Linked DNA regions of Homo sapiens: region 1 is linked to region 2. A link is an interaction called in ENCODE POLR2A ChIA-PET data of the cell type or tissue named here. Cell type or tissue: OCI-LY7. All regions are shown on one strand.

The links. ChIA-PET counts read pairs that join two places held together with the same protein. Peaks named below come from ENCODE experiments on the same cell type or tissue, not always from the same donor. Only the 100,000 strongest peaks of a DNase experiment are listed, where the experiment ranks them.
Region 1: POLR2A ChIA-PET joins it to region 2 with 8 read pairs; 2 of 35 experiments call an interaction of 5 or more read pairs at or near these places.

The regions. Positions count from the first base shown.
Region 1 is chr6:106,724,895-106,732,894 of GRCh38, reverse strand. LINC02532 (long intergenic non-protein coding RNA 2532) reads left to right here. Exons shown (of 7, transcript NR_033557.2): 5 at 7,506-7,553. Among named protein-coding and RNA genes, the nearest start is that of LINC02526, 33 kb to the right of the region's middle. In OCI-LY7, a CTCF peak has its summit at 4,195; DNase peaks (open chromatin) are centred at 2,850 and 4,124; H3K4me3 peaks cover 655 bases; H3K27ac peaks cover 1,035 bases.
Region 2 is chr6:106,644,793-106,652,792 of GRCh38, reverse strand. It overlaps QRSL1 (glutaminyl-tRNA amidotransferase subunit QRSL1), which reads right to left. Exons shown (of 11, transcript NM_018292.5): 5 at 3,592-3,768; 6 at 409-584; 7 at 211-326. Among named protein-coding and RNA genes, the nearest start is that of QRSL1, 19 kb to the right of the region's middle. In OCI-LY7, no CTCF peak of the experiment used is centred here; DNase peaks (open chromatin) are centred at 2,015, 2,382 and 3,682; H3K4me3 peaks cover 4,658 bases; H3K27ac peaks cover 6,795 bases.

The sequences.
Region 1 (8,000 bases), 80 kb before region 2:
GTTTCACCATGTTGGTCAGGCTAGTTTCAAACTCCTGACCTCAAGTGATCTGCCTGCCTCGGCCTGCCAAAGTGCTGGGGTTATAGGCGTGAGTCACCGCGCCCTGCCAGCCCATCCTTATAACGTGCCCATCATGCCAACATGATGGCATGTTGTAAGTCCATGTTATGCGTGTGCCTGGTGTGTGTGTGTGTGTGTGTGTGTGTGTGTGTATGATGTGTTGGGGGTGTGGCATTGCTGCTTCAGCTCCCTAGGTTCACCCCAGTCTCAGAGCACCAGGTTAAAAACAACTCAAAAAATTCTAGCCACCATCTGCTGGAGCAGCTGAGGCTTCTGGTCATGGGCTCAGTCTGCAACAAAGGAGCAGCTGAGCAGAACTGGACCAAGTTACCAGCCCCTACAGAAGCAATGAATTCTGGCTCAGGAGCTGAGAGCTATTTACTGGTAACATTTTACCTGGTCTTACAATTGAAGTTCGCCTATCAGGTATAGAAAAGGAGAAAACCTCATGAGCCAATGTGGAAAAGAGACATTTTGTGGCCCCTTTGGGGAACTCTTGACTGTGGCATGGATTTATGGCCTGAAACGGTAGAAGAAGAACATAAAGGAGAAATTTGGCATCAGGTTGGCAAGAGTCTTGAATGCTTGCCACAGAGTTGGGGCAATGGGGAACAATAGAAGGTTTGTAAGCAGAATAAAGGGGGAATGAAGTGTTTTAGAGATACAACTCTGGAGGCAGTGAAAAGGAAGAACTGGGAAGGGGAGATGTTGATTGGAAGCATCAAGACCTGTTATGAAGGTGCCTGCAGAAGTCCTGGAATAGATAACAAGGGCCTGGGTTGGGGGTACAAGGATGAAAGGCCCAGACAGATCTCCACTAAACCTAGTGTGAAGCTAAACAGATCAACGCACTCATCAGATACAGCCATGGCAGGGACTATGGCAAGGGATAGACAAGCACTTCAGCCAGAGCATGATGGTCAGGGATGTCATATAGAAATGCTCCCTGAACTGCATTCTGAAGGATGATCCAGTGAGCCAGGCAGGAAGGCACCAGGCAGAGGGAGCAGCACGTGCAAAGGCACGGAGGCCCAGGAGAGCATGGGGCCTTTGACTTGCAAGAGATTTCCTGTGTGTGATTGCTATATGGGGTAGGTATGGGTAGGGGAGTGTCAGCAGGAGGCTGATTCACAAGGGGCTTGGTTGGTTTACTGTTGGTTTGTTTACCCATGCTGATTAGTTTACTAAGGGCAAAAAGGAGCCATTGAAAGTGAAGGTTGAAATATGGTTCTGGAGCCTACAAGACAAGGTGGGGCAGTAGATACAGGATGGAAGGTCTTTATATGTGAATCTGGTTTGGAATAGCTGGAAGAACACGCCCAGATTTCTTCTCTTTGTGCTCTATTCTTTAAATTGTATTTTATGTGGCAATCGATTTACTGGTACTTTTCCCCCAGTCTAGATAATTATTAACTGTATGGATTTTGCCAGTAAGAAATTAATCTGCTCTGTGGAGCAAATTGTTTGGACAGAACAACCTTCAAACTTTGTTTCTGCCCTGGCAGCCAGAAGGTTGCAATGTGAGCTGAATTTGGCCCTAAACTAAGTCCTGGTGGCTAATGAGCCATGAGCCAAGGCTGAGAAGTGGGGTGGCTTGTGCCCTGCAGTCGTGAGAAAAGGCACAGGGCAGCTCTACGTGGACTTGGGCTTAGCATCTCTGGGTTGCTCAGAGGGCAAAGTGTCCTGAGGGAGGTAAATTGTGGTAAAACAGTTTAAAAAGTGAGAGGAATGGGAGAGGTGAAGCTTAATTCCTGCTGGTTCCACGGTGATGCTATAATGCTTAGGAGTTGAAAAACGATTTCTCTAGCCCATAGGAACTCAAACTCACTGAAAGAGAAAAAACTTGGCATTGCTTTAGCAAAATTCAAGTAGATGCTACATTCCACTGGAATAATCTAGAATGCATGTGCTAGTTTCTTCTATACTGCAGGTCGCATTCTCTGGCAGGCCTGCTTCACTTGGCAGCAACACTTTTAAAGAGAAACGGCTACATCTCCAGGTTCTGTGCCCCGGGCTTGCAGAGAAAAGGAATAAAATTAAAACAGTATTTGAACTTTTAAAAATATTTAAATTGCTGGCTCATTTCAGACTGGCGTTTCTTAAAATAATGGTCTCTACTCACCAAGCCACTGCCAAGGGACCCACGGTGGCTGTCCTGTATCCTTGGGTTCAATTAGAAGAACTCTCCTTGCTCATCAAGGCTTTTCATAGCTGTCTTTCCCATTTATCCTCCACACCTGTGAACTTCTGTCATAAGTTCTAGTCCAGCCCATCATCTCGCTGGTTCCACTGGACACCAGGCACTATACTTACCTTTTCTTTTCTTTTCTTTCCTTTTCTTTTCTTTCTTTATTTTCTTTCTTTCTTTCTCTCTCTTTTTCTTTCTCTCTCTCCCTTCCTTCCCTCCTTCTTTCCTTCTTTTTTTTTTTTTTTGAGATGGGCCCTCACTCTGTTGCACAGGCTGGTCTCAAACTTCTGGGCTCAAGTGATCCTTCTGCCTCAGTCTCTTATGTAGCTGGGACCACAGGTCCAAAGGCATATGCCATCACATCTGGCTAACTTTTTGCTTTTGTGTAGAGACGGACTCTCACTTTGTTGCCCAGGCTGGTCTCGAACTTTCAAGCCATCCTCCCACCTCGGCTTCCCAAAGTGCTGGGATTGTAGGCGTGAGCCACCATGCTCTACCTGTACTTGCTTCTATTTTTGCATTCTGTTAGATTGTGTCCTTCATGACGTAAAGAATGCACACCCAGTAGAATGCATTTCTATTCTTGCATGCTACTTTGCATTCTTGTTTACAAAGCTTCCCCTAACTTCCTCCCTCCTTCTCCACCTGCTCAAATATGTCAATATTCAGACTTGGACCCAGCCCTTCTGTTGCTGACTGTTCTGGTGGCAGGCCCTTCTCCCTGCCAAACAGGACCTCAGTGCTGTTTAGGGGTCCAGCTCTCTCCAGCTAAGGGGAAGGTGACCTGGCCACAGCTCAAGATAATTTCCAACTTCTAAGTCAATTATCATGGTCCCATCCCCTGACCATGACTAGCTGGGGTGGGCAGGCTGGTTGGTTTGTAGAACATCCTTCAATTTCCAACTTCCAATTCAATTTGCCTGGTTGTTTCCTCATTCCTCGTGATTAGATTCAGCTTAAACAATTTGAGGTCGGAATATGAATAATCTCTTGATTAACCGAGAGGGTAACTGGTATTTATAATTCCTGAATCCTTTAAAGTGTGAGGAGAGCCATAGAATCCATGTCCTTGGGGACATCTTGTTTATTTTTATTTTTACTTTTATTTTAGGTTGGAGGGTACACATGCAGGCTTGTTACATACGTAAACTCGTGTCACGAGGGTTTGCGCTACTGGTTGTTTCGTCACCCAAGTATGGAGCCTAGTACCCAATAGTTATCTTTTCTGATCCTTTCCCTCCTTCCATGTTCTACCCTCAAATAAGCCCCAGTGTGTGTTGTTCCCCTCTACGTGTGCATGTGTTTTCATCATTTAGCTCCCATTTATAAGTGAGAATATGTGGTATTTGGTTTTCTGTTCCTGCATTAGTTTGCTAAGGATAATGACCTCCAGCTCCATCCATGTTCCTTCAAAAGACCTGATCTCATTCTTTTTTTGTAGCTTCATAGTATTCCATGCCGTGTGTATATGCACCACATTTTCTTTATCCAATCTGTCACTGATGGACATTTAGGTTGATTCTATGTCTTAGCTATTATAAATAGTGCTGCAACAAACTTTTGAGTGAGTATGTCTTTATGGCAGAATGATTTATATTCCTTTCGGTATACACCCAGTAATGAATGGGACTGCTGGGTTGAATGGTAGTTCTGTTTTTAGCTCTTTGATGAATGACCACACTGCTTTCCACAATGGCTGAACCAATTTACACTCCCACCAACAATGTATAAGCATTTGCTTTTCTCTGCAACCTTGCCAGCATGTTATTCTTTGACTTTTTAATAAAAACCTAACATTCCAACAGGTGTGAGATAGTATCTCATTGTGGTTTTGATTTGCATTTCTCTAATGACAATGATGTTGAGCTTTTTTTCATATACTTGTTGGTAGCATGTATGTCTTCTTTGGTAAAATGTCTGTTCATGTCCTCTGGGGGCATCTTTTTTATAAGCGAGTTTCTCAAATATATACCAGACATGGGAATCCTGTGATTTTGTGTTTCTCGTCCAAACTAGTGAAGCCACTTGCATTAAGAGAGGCCCTTACCTCTCCAGGCCCTTGGCAGTCCTGCATTATCCACACATTGCCCAACCCGGGGCCCCACAGTTAGGCCTGTGCTGCTGCCAGGGATTGCTGTGGGTGGAGATGGCAAGGGCCTGACAGATGCCTACGTTATTGCCACCACCCCCAGGGCAAGTTTCTCCAGGGATTCAGCAGAGGCTCAGCTTGTAGCCTCAAGGGCTCTCTGGCTCTACCTCCTTTCTGCCTGGAGGATCGTAGCCCTGGCCCTCAAAAGGCTGAATGTGGAGGGGAATGGGGCCAGGCACTTTTATAGTACATCACATAGGCACAGGATAAATGTTTTGAGGGAATCAGGAGTAAGGAGGTAGAAAGAGCTTTAGTGATAATTGACTGTTTTTCAGATCAATGCCATGAAATAATACAAACAGCAAGAGGATATCTCATTGTTATTATTTTGCTTACCAATATTCTAGAGCTTTAGGCAAAATTGCAAAGGAGCTATTATTTTTCTTTGGTGTCTTCAAGCCTCCCCTTCTAGTCCCTCACTATTGTCCTTCCTTAGACTTCTAGAGCTCAAAATGGCTTCTATCAGGAATTAGCTTCGGTTTCTTTGTTCACACCAAAGTGTATATGGCTAATAACATTTTAAAGTGTTACTTCTATGGAGATGTTGGCATTTTGCCAGGTTCAACAGCCAATAGAAGAAATGCAGCTTAAAATTCCTTGCATCTGCCAGATGGGGAAAATATGTGACTCTGTATATGGATCTCCCCTAAAATTCATTTATTTGTTCAATAAATATTTATTGAGGCCTATTATAGCAAAACCTTAGGGAAATAAGGAATGCATATTAAAGTACACAGAAAAGAATTTACGCGAATGGGCAAAATGAGGCAGGCAGTGTTACATGTCTTGTCTGAGATTACCAAATTTACTTCTGACAATCAATCCATAAATCACTCAAGAAACAGAGGAAATACTGGAGAACTGTTACTCAGTCTGTGATCTGCATTTATAGTGTAGTTTGGGTAGCAAGAATAATATGCATGAAGCAATTAGCCAGTTGTTATGGATTGAATGTGTCCCCCCAGCAAATTCCCATGTTGAAGCCTTGACTCCCAGTTTGATAGCATTTGAAGATGGGGCCTTTGGGAGGTAATTAGGGCTAGATGGGGTCATGAGGGTGGGCCCTTGTAGGGCATTAGGGCCCTCGTAAGAAGAGAAATCAGGCCGAGTGCAGTGGCTCACGCCTGTAATCCCAGCACTTTGGAGGCTGAGGCGGGCGGATCACCTGAGGTCAGGAGTTTGAGACCAGCCTGGCCAACATGGTGAAACCCCGTCTCTACTAAAAATACAAAAAAATTAGCTGGACGTGGTGGCGGGCAGGCGCCTGTAATCCCAGCTGCTTGGGAGGCTGAGGCAGGAGAATCTCTTGAACCCGGAGGCTGAGGTTGCAGTGAGCCGAGATCATGCCATTGCACTCCAGCCTAGGCAACAAGAGAGAAACTCCATCTCAAAAACAAAACAACACAAAACAAAAAAAGAAGAGAAATCAAAGCTTGTTCCCTGTCTCTCTCTCTCCACATGTGAGCACACAAAGAGGTCACGTGAACACACAATGAGAAGGAGGCTGCCTGCAAGTTAAGAGAAGAGGCCTCAGCATGAAACCTGCCTTACTGGCACTTTGGTCTTGAACTTCCCAGCCTCTAAAACTGTGAGAAATAAGTTTCTGTTGTTCAAGCCACCCAGTCTATGGTATTCTGTATGGCAGCCAGAATTAAGACACCAGTGAAGCAAGATAATCAGTAACTGGATACTTAACTGTGTGGTATAAAACATAGGGGCTTTAGTAGAGAAGAAAATTGGACTTTGTTGGGGACATCCTTACTACTTCTGCTCATGTATCATGCTTTAGCTTGTTTCTGTCTTTGGAGGAGGCTGCATATTTTTAAAATACCCCCAAAAGTACAAAGACTAATGTTATAGCCCCTGTGTTCTCATTATCCAGGCTTAATAAATGTTGGCCATTTTCCACTTTTGTTTCATATATAAGTTTCTACAAAATGACAACACCTTAGATAAAGCTGAAGTTCATGTTTCATTCTGCATCCCTTCCCCCAAGGGCTTCTTTTGCTCAATATGGGACTCATGAGAGTCATCGGTGTTGTGTGAGGCAGCTGTTTGTTGATTTTCTGGACCAAATAATGTTCCACCGTGTGACTGGACATACCTTAGTCTATCCATTCTACCACTGATGAGCATGTAAGCTGTTACTATTTTTAACTATTACAAATTATCTTGCTAACACATTTTTGTGCATGTCTTTTGGTGACCAAATGGACTCATTTCTCTCAGGTATGTATCTCAGAGTGAAACTGTTTTATCACAGTGTATGCTTTATATTTAGTGCTTTCCAATTCCTGATTAAGAAATCTTTGCCTGCTCCTAAGGATGTAAAATTATTCTCTTATGGCCTGGCTCAGTGGCTCATGCCTGTAATCCCAGCATTTTGGGAGGCCAAGGTGGGAGGATTGCTTGAGGCCAGGAGTTCAAGACCAGCCTGGGCAACATACTGAGACCCTCATCTCTACAAAAAAAAAAATTTGTTTAATTAGCTGAGCTTGGTGGTATGCACCTATAGTCCTAGCTACTCAGGAGGCTGAGGCAGGAGGATCGCTTGAGCCCAGGAATTCAGAGATGCAGTAAGCTATGATCATGCCACTGTATTACAGCCTGGGTGATAGGGTGAGACCCTGTCTCTAAAAAGATACATCTATTAAAAATAATATTATTTTATTTTATTTTATTTTATTTTATTATTATACTTTAAGTTTTAGGGTACATGTGCACATTGTGCAGGTTAGTTACATATGTATACATGTGCCATGCTGGTGCACTGCACCCACTAACTCGTCATCTAGCATTAGGTATATCTCCCAGTGCTATCCCTCCCCCCTCCCCCGACCCCACAACAGTCCCCAGAGTGTGATGTTCCCCTTCCTGTGTCCATGTGATCTCATTGTTCAATTCCCACCTATGAGTGAGAATATGCGGTGTTTGGTTTTTTGTTCTTGCGATAGTTTACTGAGAATGATGATTTCCAATTTCATCCATGTCCCTACAAAGGACATGAACTCATCATTTTTTATGGCTGCATAGTAAAAATACATTTTAAAAAATAATAAATTATTCTCTTATGTTATTGTCTAGAATCTTCATTATTTTACCTTTCAGATTTAGATCTACAATCCACCTGGAATTGATTTTTGTATATGGAGTGAGGTAGAGGTCAAGTTTTGCTTTTTCCCGTTTGACTGTCTTATTAACTTAACATCATTGATGTAAATGACCACTCTTTTCCTACTATGCTTCAGTGCCACCTTTGTCATAATCAAGTGTTCCTTCAAGTATGCATCTGCTTCTGACTCTCTCCCTTCTGTTCCTTTGAGCTATTTGTCCTGGGCCTTTACTGCACATCTCAGATTTGTCCCAACAAGGATTGAAGAAGCTGGGTTATTCATCCACCAATTCCTATTACTCATTGGTGAAAAGTTGCTCCTGGGGACATGAACTCCCTTGCACTTCTGCCGTGCTCTGGGAACAAGCCAGAAATAGTCCTATGACCAGGGAAAGTCTCCAGGATCTACTTCTCCACTTACACAATTGTTGGCAGCATCCAGTTCCTTGTAGTTATGGGACTGAGAGCTTCAGATTTTTGTTGATTGTTGG
Region 2 (8,000 bases):
CCTCACAAACCTCTCTGAAGTCAGTATTTTTATTATTCCTATTTTACAGATGGGGAAATTGAGCTAAAAGAGATTAAGTCACATACTCAACTCACATGATTAATAAAAGTGGCAGAGCAGAGATTCAAACCCACCCAATCCGCCTCCCAAGTCTGTGCTCTCTATTGGACTTGACAGTATTTCTGTAAAGTAATGAAAGGAAAAAGTTACCTTTGGAATTCCTATACATAGTTTGCTCACATCTGCCAAACTGGGAAGCATGAATGGTTTATTAATAGGTTCATGTACTGTGGTAGAGTCCCTGGGGTCAGGTCCGGCCAGTGCACCTGTAAGGAGCAATACTTATGAATGACAGATATATTGTTTTATAGAGAAGCTGTTGCAAATGATATAGAATTATATAAATACCCAACACAATTGCTGCATCATCCACACATCTGGTTAAGATTCCTGGCACATCCATCGAATTCACCAGGGGAATGAGACCATGACGGGAAACTAAGCCATAGCTTGGTTTGAAACCAACAAGCCCACAGTGGGCAGCAGGATTTCTGGTCGATCCTCCTGTATCTGATCCTAAAGCCCTGGAATTTAAATGGAATTATCTTTAGAAGAATGATATATCTCTAATTATATTTGGAATCTACCCTTTCAATTGTATATTTTTAAACTGTATTTTCCTCTGATTACACAAAAGTAACACATGTTCATCTCAGAGAATTCATAAAGTACAGAAAACTTTAGGTACTCAATATTCCAATACCCAGAGGAAAACACTGTTAACATTTTGGCATATTAAGTTCAAGTCTTTTTAAAAATGCATTTTTTTCACCGTTGAGATAATTCTGTAATCATGAGTTTCCATCCCTTTTTTAACATTAGCTTTTTACTATGTCATTAAAATTCCTGAAAATGTAAAGTATATGTAATATTCCATCATATAAATTCGTGATTCCTGGTATTTTAAAGTCCATTCTCCTTTCAATATACATATAAATCTTGCACTTTCTTCTGATGTTGATATTGAAAACAAATCAAATTAATGGCAATTTTGCAGTATGCTTTTACAGACTAAATACGCCCCTCCTAGAAATTCAGATACAGCCCTTTGCTACCCACCCCATTTAGAATCATGGATTGAGATGTTTAATAATTTAAACTCTTACGTTGTTTCTAACTAGAATAACTATTTAATAAATAACTTTGTTATGAAAATCTCTGAACATAAATTTTTGCTTATGTGTGAGTACTTTTTAGGCTAGCTTCCAAGAAGTAGACTTAGTGCACATAAGTTTCTGATATATGCTGTCAAATTACTTGTCAGAAAGATTATGCCAATTTATATCCCTAGTTGCAGTGAGTCAGATTGTGTTTTAAAGTTTCAGTACCGTCACTGAGTACTAGTAATTTTTAAAATTGTTAGTGTGATAACCAAAAAGTTTTTATTAATGTGCATTTTAAATAATTTTGCACACTTATTTATACATGCATTACTCAACTACAAAGTGACTGTTCATTTCTTTACCCAGTTACCTACAGAGTTTGTGTTGTTCTTATTTTAAAAAAACAAAAAACGGACCTGGAGGACATTATGCTAAATGAAATAAGCCAGTCACAGAAAGACAAATACTACATGACACCACGTACATGAGATAACTAGAGTAATCAAATTCATAAGACACAAAGTAGAAGGTGGTTACCAGGGCTGGGAGAGGGTTGAAGGGTACACAGTTTTAGCGTTGCAAGATGAAAAGTGTTCTGAAGACTGATTGCATGTTTTTAATACTTTTGAACTGTACTTTTAAAAATGGTTAGGCTGGTACATTTTATGTTATGTGCATTTTACCACAATTAAAAAACCATTTCAGGAAAACAGAAGTTGTGCTGTAGAACAGTACATATCTACTATAAAAATTAAAATATTATATAACTATATGATGTATAAAGTAAGATTACTCTTAGAATCACAGCCCCCACAATAACCGTTACCAGTTCTGACATGCATTCATCCAGACATGCAGTACTTCCATGCAATGACTGACATATATACCTATGCAATTGTTACTTTTAACAGAAATGGGTTCTGCAACTTATTTTTCACTTAACAATTTATCTTGGTTATTTTTCCATGTCATTGCATAGTGCTCTAACTTATTCTTTTTAGTGGCTGCACAGTACTCCAGGAATCTTCCTATTTTAAAAGCTATTGTAAAAGAAACAAATCAAAAAGGGGTAAACAAATCAAAAAGGGGTAAACAAATCAAAAATAAGGAAACAAAAGCAGAACACTTTACAGTTTGAGATACATTCAATCTGAAGTTATTTTTGGTCTGTACTTCTGTTGCTTATATTTAAAGTGAAGCTTTGGACTGAACAATGCTCCTAACAATAACATGGCACTTGTGCCCTACAGAAAATGCAAATTAGATTTCCTTTCTTACAGTGTCAAGTTAAGCTACAAAATCAGACTGTTGCTTTCACAATTTTAAAAGATACATTTTCTTATTAGCATTCACTGACGGCTATGTAAAAGTAAAACTTACATTTCCATAGGAATTATGTGTCAAAATGCCATCTACTAAAAAGCACATTCAGAAAGATGAACACTAAGTGGGATGATGAGGACAGAAAAAAAGCACCTAATCCTGCAGTCCTAACTTGTCAGAACTCACATTAATATTAATGCAATGCTATAAAATTTCACAGAGATAAAATGAAATGGTTTTACTTGTTAATAAGATTTTAGGAAAACTGAAAAAAAATCTGTAGAACTCACATCTCCATAGCTCTAAAAAAATATAAATGATTTATGGATTGCAATGTGTGTGAAAGAACTTAGTTTTAATGGATAATTAAGGGGAGATAAAATACAAAACTATTACTAAAGAAACACATTCATTTTGATTAAATTGAGACTGATAAACACAGCAACAGCCATATTTACTTTCTTTTCTTTGGGTAGTTAAGAAATGCTTTACAAATGGAACTGAAAATATGATCAATGGATTCTTACCAAATACAAAGTATGATAGATAAACAGAATCAGCACCTAACAAGCTTGAAAAAACTTTACTTACTGATGTACATTTTTAATTGCAGATTCCTGAAAACACTATTTAAAATATCTTATTAATACATATTAGCATTTTTTCTTTTTTTTCAAAAGATTGATCTTGCTGAAGGATAAACATTACCAACAGTTTAGTTCAGCAGCACTCAACTAAAGCCATTGTATGTTAGTCCCTAAATATTTGTATAATCAGTGAGCACACACTCAAATTATTTAAAAATGAAATGCAATGAAGTTCATTTATGTTCGATGCTTTATTCTGCAAGATCCACAAAATCATATTTTAAGAGAACCAGATACTATGGAGAAAAATTTGTTATTTTAAAGTTAAAAGTATTAAATATACATAGTGTACTGTACAGTTGAGTGCAACTCAAGATATAATTTTGATATACCTTTGAGCACATATAGCTCACTAGAAAGAAAAATACCAGGATATGAACTACTCTATTGCTGGATACAGTTTATGACTGTTTGTATTTGGGTGGGTTTTAAAATACAGATAGAGAAAAGCATCTTACGCGTAGCATGTGAACGCCGATACAGCAGCTGCACTCCCACCTGAGCTTCCTCCAGTTATCAGCCAGTCTGAATCTTCATTCTCGCTGTGGGGATTCTGCTTCCTCTTTTCTCTATATTGTTTTGAATAACTCCAGGGGTTTTTAACTGGTCCAAATACACCATCTGTGCTCCCAGATCTGATGACGAAGTGAAGCAAGATACCTTAGTAAAACTTTCATTTTATGTGAAAATTTCATCTTCTGAGTATATTATTTGCTTCTGACACTCATTGAGCATTTAAGAACCCACTGTAGCTTGAATTGAAAAAGGTGGGAAGCCTGTTCAGATGTAGCTTTCATTAATTGACAGTTGCGGAGGATGGGAAGGAAGAGCATTTGTGGTAGAAAATAGACAAAGCTAATCTGCTAAGAAAAGATTTTGCCTCTTTTGATCATCCAATTCAACTGAAGATGATTTCCCTTGTGAATCAAGGTCTTCCAGCTGAAAAGGGTTACATTCAAACAGTTAAGAACTTCTGAACCAGAAGTTCTATGAAAAACATTACAAGTGGAATGCTAATAACTTAAATTTTTGAAATGATTTTATTCTCAGATAAATTGCAAAAATAAAAATAACATATAAAGCACTTTATACCCTTTACCCAGACATACCTACGGTCAACATTTTATCCCTTTGCTTTACTACTTGTGTGCTCTGTGTACGTTTGTACATATGTACATATATACACAAAGTATGATAGAAACTTAAGGGTATCTTAAGGGTAACTTACATGTATATCATAGCCCTTTATCCCTAAATACTTTAGTGTGTATTTCCTAACAATAAGGATATCACATTATACAGTCACAGTATAGTTATCAATCTCAGTAACATTAATATCAATACAATAATTTTTTTTTTCTTTTTTGAGACGAGTCTCGCTCTACTGGCAGTCTGGAGTGCAGTGGCGCGATCTCGGCTCACTGCAACCTCCGCCTCCCAGATTCAAGCAATTCTCCTGCCTCAGCCTCCCGAGTAGCTGGGACTACAGGTGCGTGCCATCACGCCGGGCTAATTTTTGTATTTTCAGTAGAGACGGGGTTTCACCACGTTGGCCAGGATGGTCTCAATCTCTTGACCTCGTAATCCACCCGCCTTGGCCTCCCAAAGTGCTGGGATTACAGGGGTGAGCCACCACGCCCGGCCTACAATACTTTTATCGAATCTACTGTATGTAATTCAATTCTGTCAACTGATTCAATAATGTACTTTGGCTGGGTGCAGTGGCTCACGCCTGTAATCCCAGCACTTTGGGAGGCCGAGGAGGGCGGAACACGAGGTCAGGAGATCGAGACCATCCTGGATAACACGGTGAAACCCCATCTCTACTAAAAATACAAAAAATTAGCCGGGCGTGGTGGCGGGCGCCTGTAGTCCCAGCTACTCGGGAGGCTGAGGCAGAAGAATGGTGTGAACCCGGGAGGCGGAGCTTGCAGTGAGCCGAGATCGCGCCACTGCACTCTAGCCTGGGTGACAGAGCGAGACTCCATCTCAAAAAAAAAAAAAAAAAAAGTACTTTATGGCATTTTATCTCCTTCCTGGATCAAATCTAGAGTCAGGTCTTCCATTTAATTATCATTGTCTCTCTCTTTTTTTTTTTTTTTTGAGACAGTCTCGCTCTATTGCCCAGGCTGGAGTGCAGTGGCATGATCTTGGCTCACTGCAAGCTCCGCCTCCCGGTTTCAAGTGATCCAGGTTCAAGCGATTCTCATGCCTCTCGAGTAGCTGGGACTACAGGCATCCACTACCATGCCTTGGCCTCCCAAAGTGCTGAGATTACAGGTGTGGGCCACTGTGCCCAAGCTCACTGTGATTTTAATTTTGAATTCCACTAATGATCAACGATATTAAGCATTGTTTCATGTGTTTGTCAACTATGTTTTAATCTCTGATGAAACGTCTTCTTAAATCTTTTGTTCATTTTTTAAAAATAGGGTTGCTTGTTTTCTTATTGAGGTGTGAAATGTTCTATGTATTTTGGATATCGGTTCTTTCTGAGATACATGTTTTGCAAATATTTTTCTCTCAGTCTGTGGCTTGCGTTTTCACTTTTTTAGTAGCATATTTCAAAGTACAGAAGTTCTTAATTTTAATGAAGTCTATTAATTTTTTTTTTTTTTTTTTTTTTTTTTTTGAGAAGGAGTCTTGCTCTGTCACCCAGGCTGGAGTGCAGTGGCGTGATTTCGGCTCACTGCAACCTCTGCCTCCCGGGTTCATGCCATTCTCCTGCCTCAGCCTCCTGAGTAGCGGGGACTACAGGCGCTCGCCACCACGCCCGGCTAATTTTTTGTATTTTTAGTAGAGACAGGGTTTCACTGTGTTAGCCAGGATGGTCTCAATCTCCTGACCTTGTGATCCACCTGCCTCGGCCTCCCAAAGTGCTGGGATTACAGGTGTGAGCCACCGTGCCCGGCCAAGTCTATCAATTTTTTAAGTGGATTTGTGCTTCATGTGTCCTATCTAAAAGAACTCTGACTAATTCAAGGTCACTAATACTTTTCCCTGTTTTTTTTAATTTTTTTTTTCTGTAGAGACAGGGCCTCACTATGTTGCCCAGGCTGATCTAGGACTCCTGGGCTCAAGCAATCCTACTGCCTCAGTTTCCCACAGTGCTGAGATAACAGGCATGAGCCACCAGGCCCAGCATCCCCTACATTTTCTTGAGTTTTATGATGTTAGGTTTTACTTTCTTTATCTCTTATCCTGGAAGATTTTCACAGCCCTTTTTTTGTTTTCATATGATATTTTAATAGAATGGTTCTCATTTTGGATTTATCTTTTGTTTCCCCATTATTAGAGTCAGCTTACACATTCTCAGCTGGAATATTACATAGGTGATATTGTATCCTCAGACAATTACATCTGGAGGCACATAACGTCCACTTCACCCTCACTGGTGATGTTAATTTTGATCAGCTGATGAAGGCAATTTCCTGAAAGCCTTTGTTCAAATATACTCTCATGGATTAGTTCATTCAACATATATATAATGAATTCCAAGATATACCACTCTGAACTATACACGCAAGGACTCTTGTTTCTATGAAACAGAGAACAATGACCAAGCAAATATTACAAATGTGACAAGTGTCATAAAAGGGTAAGTATAAAGTACTTTTGGTGAAAGACTGCTGTTCCCTAAGATCAAGATCAAGGCAAGGAAATCTGCTCTCACCACTTCTATTCAACATTGCACCTAAGGCCCTCACTGGTGCAGTAAGGCAAGAAGAAGAAATAAGACTAACTCTATTTGTAGACTACACAATTTGCTACATAAAATATTCCACAGAATCCACAAAGATCAACTAGAACTAATAAGCAAGCTTTAACAAGGTCATGGGATAAAAGGTCAATATAGAAAAATCAATTATGTTTCAATGTACTAGCAATAAACAATTAGAAACTGAAAAAAATACAATTTTCTATAGCATTAAGAAACATGGCTGGGGGCGGTGGCTCACGCCTATAATCCCAACACTTTGGGAGGACGAGGCGGGCGGATCACAAGGTCAGGAGTTTGAGACCAGCCTGGCCAATATGGTGAAACACTGTCTCTACTAAAAATACAAAAATTAGCCGGGCGTGGTGGCATGTGCCTGTAGTCCCAGCTACTCAGGAGGCTGAGGCAGGAGAATCTCTTGAACCCAGGAGGCAGAGGTTGCAGTGAGCCGAGATTGCACCATTGCACTCCAGTCTGGGTGACAGAGTGAGATTCTGTCTCAAAAAAAAAAAGAAAAGAAACATAAAACACACGAATAAATCAAATTATATGTACAATTTATATGCAGGAAATCATAAAAACATTCCAGAGTAAAACAAAATGTATGAGAAGACATGTATTATGATGCCGATTCTTTCCAAGTTGATCTATAAATTCAACACAATCACAATCAAAATCCCATTAAACTTGTTTGTAGAAATTAGCAAGCTTATTCTAAAACATATCAGAATATAACAGATCTAGATTATGTAAAATGATTTTGAAAAAGAAGAACAAAGTTAGAAGACTCTTACTACATAATTTCAAGGCTTACTATAAAGCTATAATAATCAAGATGGTGTGACACTGGAATAAACAGAGATGCAACAGAGTCCAGAAACAGACCTACTGAATGTGCTTGATTCTTGACAAAAAAACCTAAGATCATTCAACAAGAAAAGGATAATCTTTTTTATTATTAGTGCTGGAGTTAATGGACATCCATATGTTGAATAAATGGACTTTATTCATACTATATACGAAAATCTAATTCGAAGTGAATAACAGATCTAAATGTAAGAGCTAAGACTATAAAACTTCTAGGAAAAAATTCTTTGTGACCTTTGTTAGGTAAAGATTTCTTGGCCAGGCACGATGGCTCACGTCTAT